Linked DNA regions of Homo sapiens: region 2 is linked to region 1. Evidence: chromatin loops called from intact Hi-C (ENCODE). Cell type or tissue: CD4-positive, alpha-beta T cell. All regions are shown on one strand. Links, peaks and the distances in the headings refer to the core of each region. The heading gives the core; the rest is flanking DNA. Region 1 overlaps KSR1 (kinase suppressor of ras 1). Region 2 has its middle 26 kb from the start of KSR1.

Region 1 (2,906 bases), core at 106-2,605:
AGTAAGTGGTTTTACCATCACCTCCTTAGCTGTGCTTCCATTGTTGGGGCTTTGGGTTGTTTGCACTGTGTCCCTCTTGTAAACAATGTCGGGATGGACAAGTTTGTGCTGGGCGTTTCCTTGTCCCTTTGGCTGGTTACCTCAGGCAGACTGGCCCATACCAGCCCTTCCCCGCTTCATTCTCCTCCCTTGGGGCCAGTGCCCTATTCGCCTCTCGGTTTGTGTTTCTCAGTCTCCATGTGTAGCAATATGTTGAGAAACAGCTTCCTTTTTCAGGAAGAAAGCTCAAGATGTTGAACCTCGAGGAGGCTGTGCACAAAGGTGCAGAGTCCTGCCTGCTGGGTCATGGCCTTGGCACTGCAGGGCGGCCCCCTTCTGCCTCACAGGCCCAGGGTTACAGAAGGTGCAGGTGACGGGGAGGCCACGCCTTTGAAGGGGCTGCCTGGCAAACCTTTTCCCCTGACAGTAAGCTGAGGGGGTGGCCCTGGTCACATGTTGCAGGTCTCTGGAGGGGGTGTAGTGAATACCTGAGTCCATTTTCTGCCTGGTCCCACACTCGGATCCGTCATGGAAGATCTGGCCCCTGTGTTCTGTGGGCGAGTGCTTGGGGGAGAACCCCTCCTGTGGGGCTGCTGAGATGTGTGCTGTGCTGGAGGTGGCTTCAGCCCTGCTCCTCTGAGCAGCTGCTTGGGGCATGCTGTTGAGCTCCAGAGAGCACTTCAGCATATAGCCAGCAGCGCCCTGAGGAGCTGCAGTGACAAAGGCCACTGTGGCACTCAAGGCTCAGGTTTGGATGGTGGAGTAACATTGCCTAGGTTCACCTCCCACCCTGGACAGTTACTTTATCTCTCTTTCATCTCCACTTGGGGATAGTAATAACACCCACCTCCCCAGATGAAATGAGTTAGCATTTTATACACTTCTCAAAACAGTCCCTGTTTGTTAAATAAAAATAGGGAACCAGCGTTACCAGCTAGACCACTCGCTCACAGCAGGTTGAACCCAGGACTTCTGCCATCCAGTATGGGGGAAAGAGTGCTGGACAGAACCAGGAGACCGTCCTGGCACTGCCTTCTACTTTGTGTGAGTTTGACTAAGTCGTTGTCCCTCTCTGGGCCTCAGTTTCCTCATCAGTTTTTCATCTATTTCTGTGAGATGACCTTAGGCCCTTCTTGTCTTAGAACATCCAAGGATTTTGTAATTTAAAGGCATTTCAGACATCTGAAGATGGGTCTGGTCCTGCTAATAATCCTCACTGGTTGACGTGGTCCTTAGATGGGGCCAATTGCAAAGGTCAGAGGGCAGGAGATGCAGAGCCCTGTGGGGTTTGCCCGGTTTTTCTCAGTGCGGGTGAGCTATCCTCCACCTGGAGGGTTATGGTAGCTGGGTCACCTGGGAACAGGCCGTGGGAGAACTGGCCTCCTTGGGAATGTGTTGTCCTGCGCGGCAGAGCACTTTCAGGTACGGGCTGCTCTGTGAGGCCACCCTGTGCTCCAGCCCGCAGCACTTGAGACTGACTTGCCCTGAGGTTTGTGTGAGCGAAATCGGGTCTTATGCAACAGTGAGTGCGTGCATCTCCGCTTCGAGCTGTTACATCAGAAAGCTAAACACAGAGAGCCCTTGCAACTGGAGAACTAGCAGGAGGCCCTCGCTCTGGTTCTTTGTCAGCGGGTGGGACGGGGTAGGATGTGGCTTACAGGCAGCTGTGGAGGAGAGGACTGTGCTAGGAAAGAGGTTGGAGCTGGTGGACTCTCTCCCAGGCGCTGCTTTTCCAACAGGCTTTCTGGAAGGTTCTGGCCTCCTTCTGATCAGGTGGCAGAGCATCCCTGGGGCTCCTCACCAGTATTCGTGTGCTCTGGGTCAGTGATGTCTCCATCTGCATCACTGCTGGTGGAGCACAGTGGGAAAGGTCAGCCTTCAAACTGTGGAAGGTCAGACCCAGCGCCTCAAGCCTGGAGGGGCAGCGTGGGGCATCAGCCTCTTATGAGTTTAAGTTGGCTCTGACACATACCAGCTGGGTGACGTTGGGTTGGCTTCCTGACCCTCTGAGTCCTTTTTTATAAATGAGAACATTTGTACCAAGATGCCCAGCATTGGCCTGATGGACAGTAGGCACCCCAAAAGTCTCAGTCATTTAAGGAAGTAATGTAGCCCATGGTTAAGAGCATGGGCTGAGCAGCTGAACTTCCTGGGTTCAGTTTCTTGCTCTGCCACTTACTAGCCGCATGACATGGGACTGTTCCTCATCCTCAGTTTACGCCTCTGTACAATGGGGATAGTTGTGATAGGGCGTCTCTCACAGGTTTGTTGCAAGGATTAAGTGAGTTAATTCAGTTGTCCCTTGGTATCCATGGGGGAGTGGTCCCAGGAACCCCTGAGGATACCAAAATCCACAGATTCTCAAGCCCCCTTAGTACAGATGCAGATGCAACCATTCTTTTTTTTTTTTTTAAGATGGAGTATCACTCTGTCACCAGGCTGGAGTGCAGTGGCATAATCTTGGCTCACTGCAACCTCTGCCTCCCGGGTTCATGCAATTCTCCTGCCTCAGCCTCCCGAGTAGCTGGGACTACAGATGCACACCACCATGCCCAGCTAATTGTTGTATTTTTAGTAGAGACAGGGTTTCACCATGTTGGCCAGAATGGTCTCGATCTCTTGACCTTGTGGTCTGCCCGCCTCGGCCTCCCAAAGTGTTGGGATTACAGGTGTGAGCCCCCGCACCCAGCCGCAACCATTCATTTTTTTAAAAAGATTTCTGATCTGCCGTTGAATCTATGGATGCAGAACCCACAGATCCTAAGGGCTGTCTGTACGCATAAAGCACTTAAAGCAGTGTCTAGCGCATAATAGTCACCCTTGTTGGAGTTAGCTGTCATTGTCTAATTTCTTCAATAAGGGTGGTC
Region 2 (2,906 bases), core at 84-2,583, 100 kb before region 1:
GTGTGTGGCAGGAAGCCCCCAGCGAGGCTGAACCCTGGGGGCAGTTCCAGAAGCCACCTGCCATGCCCAGGCAGCTTCCCCACACCAGGCGGCACACAACCCTTCCTCTGGGATCAGCAGACTATAGGCATGTCATCAGTGTCAGACCACAGGGGCCACACAGAGACCCTGAGGACTCCAGAGACCCAGGCAGGTGGGGCCCAGCCCAGAAAGGCCTGCATGGGCTCACTGGAGACACTGACCACGTCTGTTTTCCTTTCAGCAAAACCCGAGAAAGGGTCCTCAGGACCCAGGTCTGTGCTGGCATCACATGGCGGGAAGACCCTCTGCAAGGGGGACAGGAAGGCCCTTCCCGGCCCACCAGCCCGGTTCCAGCGGCCCATTTGGTCCGCTTCTCCACCTCGTCCTACACCCTGTCCTGGTGGGGCTGTCCATGAGGCCAAGGCCCAGGAACATGTGGGGGCTTCTGGGGAGCCCAGGGCAGCAGACCACTCTCTGGGGGCACCTGGGACTCAGGGCATGCCCAGCCTGGCCCCGGCTCAGGGAGGACCTCGGCGTTCCTGGAGATTCCTGCAGTGGAACTCTATGCTCCAGCTCCCGACGGACCTGGATGTGGGGGGCCCTTGGTTCCCCCATGACGATTTCAAACAGAGCTGCTGGGTCCATGTCCCTTCTAAATGTGTCCTGGACAGCCCCGGGACCATGGGACAGGCCTAGCCCAGGGAGCCCAAGGGGACCCTGACACCGGGCCCAGCCCAGGCCCATCAGGACTAAGAGGGAGGTCGGGAGATAACCCCGCTGCAACATGGGCACCTGCATCTGGTCACCGAAGCCAGGGTGGCACCCCGCCAGCTGCCCTGCAGCCCCAGACACCTGGAAAATCCCATTCAATGGGGAGGCCGGTCCCACCAAGGCCACGAGAGACAGAGAGGTGAGCATGGCAGCCCCGGCCAGCCAGCAGCATGCCCTGGGGCCTCTGTCCCAATCTGCGGGCCTGTGTCCCCCTCCCAGTGCATAATTCCCAGGCAAGAGGGGCCTGGTCTAGACCCCAGCCCTGGGAAGAGAGGGGCACCAGGGGTGTGGTGGGCTCCCAGTTGCAGTCAGTATGACCATGCAGGGGACCCTGGCGCTGCAGAGCTCTGCCACTGTCACAATTCACCTCACAGAAGCCGGGTGAGTCCCGAAGCCTTGCAGCCACTGCTGTAGCCCTTGCAGACACCACGACCAGGTGCCTTCCAGCTGCCAGTGCAGGTTTTCCTGACAGGAGGGCACCCTGCAGCCCTGGCCTCAGCAGCTCAGACTCTGAAGGTATCTGTTATTCATGTTTCCAGTACTCCCACCAAAGAGAATTACTATGGAGGATGATGTTGGTCCTGAGTTGAGCAAAACAGCATGCCCTGTGGATGGAGCCGGCTTCTTTCCAAGCCACCACACTTGCTGGATGGGCCCACGGAGCGAGTGGCCTTGAGACCGGCATGAGGATGGAAGAGGCTCAGCATCCTGCACATGCCCTTTCCAAGGCTCACCAGGCTGACACCACATTTGTGGATGAGAGACTCACACCCAGTCCCTGGGATGGCACAATTTCCCAGGAGGATCAGCTGGCCACCTGCTGGCAGGCTGACCACACTGCGAAGGGGCTGAGATTGGCTTTCACTGCACTGAGCCACAATATGGACATGGACTTGTGGGCCCTGCAGTGCACACAGCATTGCCTCCGAGCAGGACACCCCATTCACAGCTAGGGACAAGCAGCAGTGCGCTTCCACCTCGGGGCCTTGGCTCTGCCACCTCTATTTTGAATGTTCTCAGTTCCCTCCAGGCTACTAGAAGCATCTGGGCCAGGGCTCATGGCTAGATAAGCACCCGAGATCCCAAACAAGCTTCCCATCCTCGTTTTACTTTTTGTTAAACTTATGAAAATTTATTAAGATATGACTTACATCCCTGGTAAGTGCACAGCTCAAAAGACATTCAGAGATGGAACACACCAGCCCCCAGATCACAAAGCCAACCATGCCCAGCCCTTCCCAGCACCCCCAGCCCTGAAACCTGACTTCTGACGACACCATGAGCCTGCCTTTATACTTTACACTCATGGAAGGATAACCATCTTCATGTTGTAAAATAAATGTTTACTGTTGAAATGATTTTACACGTACACCTTCCATCCAGCTGCCCTTAATAAGGACATTTTGCAGTACCATGGCACATAAGAAATTTAGGCCAGGTGTGGTGGCTCATGCCTGTAATCCCAGCAATTTGAGAGGTCGAGGCAGGAGGTTCAGGTTCACTTGAGCCCAGGAGTTTGAGACCAGCCTGGGAAACATAGGTAGACTCTTTCTCTAGAGAAAAGTAAAAGAAATTGCCAGGCGTGGTGGCGTGTGTGTGTAGTCCCACCTAGTCAGGAGGCTGAGGTGGGAAGACTGCTTTAGCAATTGAGTTCCAGGAAGCAGTGAGCTATGATCACAGCACTGCACTCCAGCCTAAGTGACAGAGTGAGACTTTGTCTCTTAAAAAAACAAAATAAGAAATTTAACATGGGTGCAATCCTATTAACTAAATGATAATGTGAACTATTATCTAAGGTTATTAATGCAGTAATTATATGAATAGGGTGAAATTTATTCAGACTTCACCCGTTTTCGCCTAGCTTCTCATACCTGTCCAGGGATCCCACCTCTGACTCACCCTCTGCCTTTAGGTCATGTCTCCTTAGCTTCCTCCAGGTTGTCCAGCCAAACACACACCTGGGCTGAGTGGTAGAGCTGATTGCTCCTGGGCTCCAAACCTCTACAGCATGTTACCATATTGAGTACTGTAGGAAATGGTAACATAATGGTGGCTATCTGTGTATCTAAACACAGAAAAGGATCATAAAAATACAGTATAAACAATACAAAATG

Evidence for each region. Peaks named below come from ENCODE experiments on the same cell type or tissue, not always from the same donor. Only the 100,000 strongest peaks of a DNase experiment are listed, where the experiment ranks them.
Region 2: a loop joins it to region 1, with 2.0 times the contacts of the local background. A loop is called at or near these places in 2 of 110 quality-filtered maps.

The regions. Positions count from the first base shown.
Region 1 is chr17:27,530,952-27,533,857 of GRCh38, forward strand. The region is part of intron 1 of KSR1 (kinase suppressor of ras 1); the gene reads left to right. Among named protein-coding and RNA genes, the nearest start is that of KSR1, 76 kb to the left of the region's middle. RefSeq lists a silencer at 1,940-2,125. In CD4-positive, alpha-beta T cell, for the core only: no CTCF peak of the experiment used is centred there; DNase peaks (open chromatin) are centred at 250, 1,570 and 2,050.
Region 2 is chr17:27,429,474-27,432,379 of GRCh38, forward strand. It overlaps the pseudogene TBC1D3P5. Among named protein-coding and RNA genes, the nearest start is that of KSR1, 26 kb to the right of the region's middle. In CD4-positive, alpha-beta T cell, for the core only: no CTCF peak of the experiment used is centred there; a DNase peak (open chromatin) is centred at 1,618.